2 separate regions of the Homo sapiens genome follow, and region 1 is linked to region 2. Evidence: read pairs that join two places in POLR2A ChIA-PET (ENCODE). Cell type or tissue: A673. All regions are shown on one strand. Each heading gives the region's core, and the rest is flanking DNA. Links, peaks and the distances in the headings are about the cores only. Region 1 overlaps LOC101927967 (a long non-coding RNA gene). Region 2 has its middle 310 kb from the start of REG3G.

The links. Peaks named below come from ENCODE experiments on the same cell type or tissue, not always from the same donor. Only the 100,000 strongest peaks of a DNase experiment are listed, where the experiment ranks them.
Region 1: POLR2A ChIA-PET joins it to region 2 with 12 read pairs; 1 of 35 experiments calls an interaction of 5 or more read pairs at or near these places.

The regions. Positions count from the first base shown.
Region 1 is chr2:78,061,509-78,065,923 of GRCh38, reverse strand. All of the region lies in intron 1 of LOC101927967 (a long non-coding RNA gene), which reads left to right. Among named protein-coding and RNA genes, the nearest start is that of SNAR-H, 110 kb to the right of the region's middle. In A673, for the core only: no CTCF peak of the experiment used is centred there; DNase peaks (open chromatin) are centred at 363, 2,203 and 2,443; H3K27ac peaks cover 3,934 bases.
Region 2 is chr2:78,708,899-78,713,313 of GRCh38, reverse strand. No RefSeq gene overlaps it. Among named protein-coding and RNA genes, the nearest start is that of REG3G, 310 kb to the left of the region's middle. In A673, for the core only: no CTCF peak of the experiment used is centred there; DNase peaks (open chromatin) are centred at 2,113 and 2,483; H3K27ac peaks cover 3,215 bases.

The DNA of each region.
Region 1 (4,415 bases), core at 195-4,194, 650 kb after region 2:
AAGCTAAATGAATCAGAAAGAGATAAAGCAAAATGTGCACAAAATAAGTAGGAGTTAAAATACAAATTTGATATTTAAAAAGTTACTGTATGAGAAGAAAAATAAAATATTACCAATATGGTCATTTAAAGAGTGGAACATTTCTAATAAAAATATGCATCATGAATGTTCATAACACAAATATGAACAAAGACATCAATAGGTACTGACAAGGATTCTTTTCCAAATGTTATTTATCCTACTGAACATTTATTTGACTCAGCCCCCCGCTAAGTCAATCTAACAAGAACCTCTCGTTCTCCTTATCTGATCGTCCTCAATACCTAATCAGGTTCTCATCCTTGACCACCCCCAAATGATGTCTGATTAGCCTATCTTCAGCAATAATCCTGTTAGGTGGAATTAGCCAGATTTCCCCTCTCCCTGAGGTTTCCTCTTAGTAATTTACCATCCACACTGACCTCTATCATGTTACTTGCCTACAAATTTTCAATTCCTATGCTGTTTTTAGAACTGAGGCAAATTCTGTGCTAAAATATCTTTTTCCATATTGCAATACTCCTGAATAAAATCAGTTTTTACCACTTTAACTGCTGTCCATCTTTCTAATTTTTCTTTGATAGTATGTACCCACATGCTTTGTAAATGCTACATTTTATTGTATGGTTTTACTGTGATTTATTTACCCACTTTTTTGTATGTTTGACATTTTGGAGATATCTAGTTTTTATTAGTATAAAAACATAATATACTTGGCTGGGTCATTATGATATATTACCAATATATACTTAATAAGGTATATGCATATGTGTGTGTGTACATCTATATGTAAGATGTACACACACACATCTATAATATAAAAACATAATATACTTGGCTGGGTCTTTATGACATATTACCAATATATACTTAATAAGGTATATCCATATGTGTGTGTACATCTCTATGTATAGACGTACACACACAAATCTATAATATAAAATGTATTATACATTATATAGATGAAATATTCCAGCAGATATTTTAAAACTCCATAAACTTATTTATAATTATTATGAGCACATAATAGTTGTATATATAGGGTACATGTAATGTTTTCATAAAGGCATACAATGCATAATAATCAAATAAGGGTAATTAAGGTATCCATCACCTCAAGTCTTTATCACTTCTTTGTGTGAGCAACATTCCAATTCCACACTTAGAGTTATTGTAAAATATTCAATAAATGACTGTTAACTATAGTCACCCTATAGTACTACTGAATACTAGATTTTCTTCATTCTACTAACTATATTTTTGCACCCACTAGCCATCCACAATTTATCCATTCCTCCTCATTACACTTCCCCTCCTCTGGCAAACATTATTTCACATTCGATCTCCATGAGTTAAATTTTCTTTATTAGCTCTCACATGCAATTGACACTATGTGATATTTGTCTTTCTGTGCCTGGCTTATTTCAAACAACATAATGTTTTCCAGCCCATCTATGTTCTTGCAAATGACAGGATTTTATTCTTTTTTTATGGATGAATAATATTCTATTGTTCATACACACAGACACAGACACAGACACACACACACACACACACACATACTTCTTTTTCATCCAATAATCCACTGATGAACACATGGGTTGCTTCCATATTTTGACTACTGTGAATAGTGCTGCAAGAAACATGGGAGTGCAGATAACTCTGATATAATGGTTTTCTTTCTTCTGAATATACACTCAGCAGTGGGATCGATGGATTACATGGTAGTTCTATTTTTAGTTTTTTGAGGAATTTTATAAGGTTATTCATAGTGGCTATACTGATTTACTTTTCCACCAACAGTGTATAAGCGTTCTCCTTTCTCCAAATCCTTATCAGCATTCGTTATTGCATCTCTTTTGGATAAGAGTCGTTTTAACTGGGGTGATATATCTCATTGTGGTTTTGGATTGCATTTTCTGATAATTAATAACATTGAGCAATTTGTAATGTACCTAAGGGTCATTTGTATGTACTCTTTTGAGAAATGTTTATTCAGAGCTTTTGTCTACTTTTCAATCAGATTATCAGTTTTGTTTCTGTTGAGATACTGCGCTCCTTATATATTTTGGTTATTAATCTCTTGTTAAATGGGTTCTTTGCAAATATTCTTAATACATTCACCCACTCTTTGTCTTTGGATTGGGTAATTTAGTTCATTTACTTTCAATGTTATTATTGATAGGTAAGGTCTTACTTCTGCCATTTTGTAATTTGTTTCCTAGTTGTTTCATTGGCCCTTCCTTCCTTCCTTCCTTCCTTCCTTCCTTCCTTCCTTCCTTCCTTCCTTCCCTCCTTCCTTCCTTCCCTCCCTCCTTCCTTCCTTCCTTCCTGTCTTTTGTATAAAAGTGATTTTCTCTTGTACTATATTTTACTTTCTTGCTTTTTGTTTTTTGTGTATTGGTTATAGGTTTTTTGGTTTGTGGCTACCATGAGGCTTGCAAATAACATACTATAGCCAATTATTTTAAACTGATGACAACTCAACTTTTATTATAAGAAAAGAGAAAAGCAAAAAAAGAAAACCTAAGAAACTCTACATTTTAACCTCATTCTCCCCTGCTTTCTGACTTTTTGCTTTCTCTATTTAATTATTTATATGGCCTATCTCCTAAAAATTGTTGGAGTTTTTTTTTCATAGGTTTGTCTTTTTGTCTTCCTACTAATGATATGAGTGGTTTACACCACCACTATTATAGTGTTATTCTATATTTGTCTGTGTACTTACTATTACCACTGAATTTTATACTTTCAAATGATTTCTTGTTGTTAGCATCCTTTTTTTTTTTTTTTTTGGATTGTAGAACTCCCTTTAGCAGTTTTTGTAAGACAAATCTAGTGTTGATGAAATCCCTCAGCTTCTTTTTTTCTGGGAAAGTCTTTATTTCTGTCATAACTGTAGAATAATTTTGCTGTCATAATATTCTAGGTTGGACTTTTATTTTCCTTCAGCACTTTCAATATGTCATTGCACTCTCTTCTCTTGCTGCTTTTAGAGTCCTTTCTTTATCCACGACCTTTGAGAGTTTGATTATTACATGCCTTGAGGTAGTCTTATTTGGGTTGCATCTGCTTGGTGTTTTATGGCCTTCTTTTACCTGGATATTTATATCTTTCTGTAGGTGTTAAAAGTTCTCTATTATTATTTCTTTGATTAAAATGTTTACCCTGATCTATTTTTTATTATTTATTCTCCTCTGATTGTGTATTTTCATATAGTCTGTCTTCAAGCTGACTCATTTTTTCTTCTGCTTTGTCAGTTCTGCTGTTGAGAGACTCTGATGCAATTTTCAGCTTTTCAATTGGATATTTTAGCTCCGGAATTTGTGCTTACTTCTTAAAAATTTTTTCAATCTATTTGTTAAATTTCTCTGACAGAACTCTGCATTCCTTCTCTGTGTTATCTTCAAGTTTGCTGAGCTTTCTTAAGACAGCTATATTGAATTATCTGTCTCAATAGTCACATATCTCCAACACTCTGAGATTTGTGACTGGTGCTGATTTAGTTTTCTCAGCGATGTCATGATTTTCTGAATGTTCTTGATACTTGAGGATGTTTGCTGATGCCTAGGCATCGAAGAGTTAGGTATTTCAGTATTGACTTGTTTGTAGCCATCCTTCTTGAGAAAGCTTTCTAAGTATTCAAAGGGAATTGAGTGTTATGCTCTAAGCCTGTAGTCGCTGCAACCATATTGGCATTGGGGGCACACCAAGCCCAGTAATGCTGCAACTCTTGCTGACTCCTGGGGGTGCCACCTTGGTGGACTCGGGTAAGATAAGTGAGAATTCCCATAGTAACCAGGCAAAGTGTCTCACGCCTTTCCTCTTTTTTTCCGTAACTGAAGGAGTTTCTATGCACTGTGCTGCCTGGAATTAGAGAAGAGGTTATGTTAGCATTCCCACGGATGCTGTAGCTGGCACTGCACTGGGTCATACCTGAAGCCAGCACAGTACTGGGTCTTGCCCAAGGCCCATGGCAACTACTGCCTGACTATCGCTGATGTTTATTCAAAGCCAAGGGGCTTTTTTATATGTGGTGGTGAATTCTGCCAGGTCTACATTCTTTCTTTAAAGGCAATTGATTTTCTTCTGGCCTGGGGTGCATCTGGAAATGCCATCCAGAAGCTAAGGCCTGAAATTGGAGGCTTCAGGAATCTGCTTCATGCCTTATTTTACTTTGGCTGAGCTAGTACACAAGTTGCAATACTAAGTTCCCTGTACTCTTTCCTCTTATTACCGCAAGCACAAGGAGTCTCTCACTGAGCTGCATTGTCTAGAGTTGGAGGAGGAATGATGCAAGCACTCCCTTGGCTACCTCAGCTGGTGTCATGCTAGGTTACACATACCCCAAGTCCACTCTCTTTGAGACCAGAAAA
Region 2 (4,415 bases), core at 157-4,156:
CTCCACTAGTTCTGGAAAGCAGCCAGTCTACATTATAGGAGGTGAATAGATGCCTGTCGGAGGATGCTGTATGTCAAAATGGTAAAAAGGAGATTACAGATTATATGCTTGAACATCTAGAGCAAAAAATACTACCAAGATTTTGTTAGATTTGCCAACATAAAATAACTGAAAAGCTCTGAATAATTTAAAGAGAGTTGTATTCAAGCACAAAGTGTGAGGGCAGCCATCTGGGGAACAGAGCCATACCAAAGAATGGTGATCAGTGTTCCCAGTGTGGGCAAAAATGGGGATGATTTATACAGGCAAAATGGAGGTGCTGAACCTTGGAAAATTGCATTTTCCACTCAAAGGCTAATATTCAAATACAAGCTTTGATTACCTACTATTGATTACACTCTAAGGGGGTTGCTCAGTATTCTCTTCTAAAGAGGTAATAGTTACAAGGTTCTCTATCTCCATGTGATTTAGTCCAGTTTTGAGTAAAGAATAGGGAGTCTGCTTAATATAAAACATCTCAACACAAAGATTAGGAAGCAATGGTCATGCACCAGAGAAGAAAACCGGTTGTGTTGTAGGAGTCAACTTCCAGGGCTTAACTTCTCCCTTTGGCATAATAAATTTGGAAGGTCCTGAAACTTTATTTTCTTTTTACAGGTTGAATGAAATCTTTGGACTTAATTAAAAGTAGATACATAGAAAGCTAAGCAAATGTTATTTAAAAAGTAGAAATAATCAACTCCAAAAGTAAATTTTAAAAAGATAGAAAAAACTCCACAGAATAATGGTCTACTACCTTGTACAGTAGTGTATATTACTTAAATGTAAATACTACTGGCTTAAGCCAAAATATGCATATTTACAGAATATGGGAATGTATCTGTTCAAGTTCAGCCAGAGAAATAGAACAAGGAGGAGATATGTAAACAGTCATGGGAGTATCCATGGGGGATTGGTTCCAGGACCTCCTTGGGATACCAAAATCTGTGAATGCTCCAGTCCCTGATATAAAATGGTGTAGTGTTTGTGTATAACCTATGCACATCCTCCCATATACTTTAAATTATTTCTAGATTACTTGTAATATTAGGTACAATGTAAATGCTGTGTTAATAGTTGTTACAGTGTATCGTTTAAGGAATAACAACAAGAAACAAAAAGTCTGTAGGTGTTCAGTACAGACGCAATTTTTTTCCCAAATATTTTTTATCTAATGGTTGCTTGAATCCACAGATGTAGGACCCATGAATATGGAGAGCTGAGTGTGTGTGTGTGTGTGTGTGTGTGTGTGTGTGTATTTATGTGTATGTAGATTGATATAGAAATATCTGCATATATATGCATATGTGTGTATGTATATATATGCATATACATATACATATGCAAATATATGCATATACATACATACACACATATATATGTAATGCAATTTATTTAAAAGAATTGGCATATACCATGTGAAGACTGGCAAGGCAAGTTTGAAATCTGTTGGGTGACCCATCAGGAAGGACAGGCTAGAATTCTCAAATACTAACTGGAGTTTCTGTTCTCAGGTAGCATTTACTCTCCAGAAAAACCACAGCTCTGCTCTTAGGGCCTTCAACTGATTTGAGTCAGACCTACCTGAATTCTCTAAGAGTCTTTTTTTTAAAGTCACTGATTACGGGCTTTAATTACGACTACAGAATAACAGCAATGGCTAGATTGATGTTTGATTGAAAAATGGGCGACTGTAGCCTAGCCAAGTTGACATATAAAACGGTCCATCATAAGGGTGTAAGTATTCAACTGCACTAAGAACTCAATAGGTAATGACAGAAATGATTAAGAAATACATGAATAAGTATATGCAATGCTTACTCTAATCAACAAACAGTGTGGGTCTTGGATTCTAATAGACAATCAAACTCACTGGCTATGATGGATTTATTGGTTTAAGGAAACTCAGATGGGCAACAGCACAACATGAAGCACAACATCATGGAAGAAGACTCTAGATTCTCAGGCTCACCCACCAACCATGCCAAAGCCAGCCCATCCATGGGAAGTATGTGGCCATGAGAGATGGGGTGGAGTGTGAGAAAACTACATCATCTCTGGGAAGCCAGTGGTTTTGGAGTTTCATCAAAATTTGTCTGTTTTGACTAAACACATTGTAATTTCTTATTCAAGACTGTATTTGTTGCTGCAGCCAACCATAGGATGATGAATTACTTAAGATTAAACAGAGTCTTAAATATGCCTAGCTTTGTATTTAATATTAGGAGAAGATTTATCCCTGGTAAATAAAATTTTCATTTTCTTTTTTAAAAACAGAATTATTTAGATACAATCAACATAAAATAAAATGTACATTTTAAAAAACAATCAATGTCGACTTATGTGTACACCAGAAAAAACATCACCACAACCAAGATAACATATTTACCACCCCTCAGATATTCTTCAAATCCTTAGTAATCCCCAGACAACTACTGACCTGCTTTCTGTCATTGAAGATTCATTTGCATTTACTTGAATTTTATATTAATGAAATCATGCAGGGGTCATTTTCCTTCCTTCCTTCCTTCCTTCCTTCCTTCCTTCCTTCCTTCCTTCCTTCCTTCCTTCCTTCCTTCCTTTCTTCCTTCCTTTCTTTTTCTTTTTTGATATAGAGTCTCACTATGTCACCCAGGCTGGAGCACAGTGGCACAATCTCAGCTCACTGCAACCTCTGTCTCCCAGATTCAAGCAATTCTCCTGCCTCAGCCTCCTGAGTAGCTGGGATTACAGGCGCCCGCCACCATGCTCAGCTAATTTTTGTATTTTTAGTAGAGATGGCGTTTCACCATGTTGGTTACACTGGTCTTGAACTCCTGACCTCATGATCCACCCACCTCTGCCTCCCAAAGTGCTGGGTTTACAGGCATGAGCCACCACGCCTGGCATGAGCCACCACCTCGCCTGGCCATAAGCCACCACGCCCAGCCTGTTTTCTTTCATTTAGCAAAAATATTTTGAGATTCATCTATGTTGTTGCAGGTGTCCATAGTATTCTTTTCTATTGCTGCCTAGTATTCCACAGTGTGAATATATAAGTTAGTTTTTCCATTGACTTGTTAGTGGATTTCCACTTTGGGGCTATTATAAATAGATCTGTTGTGAACATTTATGTATAAGTTTTGTTTGAACAGTTTCTTTTATTTAATAAGATATGTGGGTGTGGGATGGCTGGGTCATATGGTGGGAGAATATTGTTCCACATTCCTACCAACACTTGATATAATCTGTCTTTTTAAATTTTAGACATTTTAATAGGTATGTAATGGAATCTAATGGTTTTAATTTGTATTTCCCTAATGAAAAATAATGTTGAGTACCTTTTCAGGAGCTTATCTGCAATCCATAGATCTTCTTTGATAAAGTATCTGTTAAATGTTTTGCCCATTTTTAAATGGTTCCTCATTTATTTTATTTTATTTTTATTGAGATTTGAGAGTGGTTTCTTTATTGATGGAGCTTTGGTATTGTATCTGAGGAATCTTTGACTAACCCAAGTATATAAAGATTTTCTTCTACATTTTTTCCATCAAGTTTTATGGTTTTAGGTTTTACATTTGGGTCTATGATCCACTTTGAATTAATTTTTATGCAACATGACATATGGATTGAAGTTTTTTATTGTTTATTTTTTGCCTATGAATGTCTCTGTTCCAGCACCATTGATTGAAAAGATAGTCCATTCTCCACTGAATTTCCCTTGAATATTTAATTAAGTTGAATTTATTTTCACATATGTATCTATTTCTGTTCCACAAATGCAGTTGTGTAGCTAGGATTTAATAACACCTGATTCTGTTTAACATACCTGTTAAATTAATCATTAAATGAGGTAGCATAAATCCTTCAACTTTTCTCTTTTTCAAAGTTGTTTTCACTATTATACATTAAAAATAATTTAATATAAATGTTAGAATCAGCTTCATAATTGCTACAAAATGAGGACAACTGTTGCATGAAATTCATAGATCAAATTGGGGACACTTAACAATATTGATTATTATGCCAGCAAAGCTTTGTCTTGTTTTGTAATTCATATTACAAATCAAATAGCATGGACAAAGCACCATTTTACTGAGTGACTCTAAAGAAAAACAAATTTCTATTTTATACTGTTAATTGCCACTATTCTGGTAAGATATTTATCTTTGTTGCATATTTATGCTAATGAGTTTCTTTGACTTTATGATGAAATACACAAAACATATATATTTGAGAAATTTTATGTATTTTAATTTGCTTCAAGATGAAGTACTAAAAAAAAATAAGTGCGTCAGCTCTGATGTCAGCCCACTCGTGTTTGAATCTTGAGGCCATCCCTTAACTCCTCAGCATACTCCTCAGTGACTCAGTTCTAAAGATCTATCCATTAATAC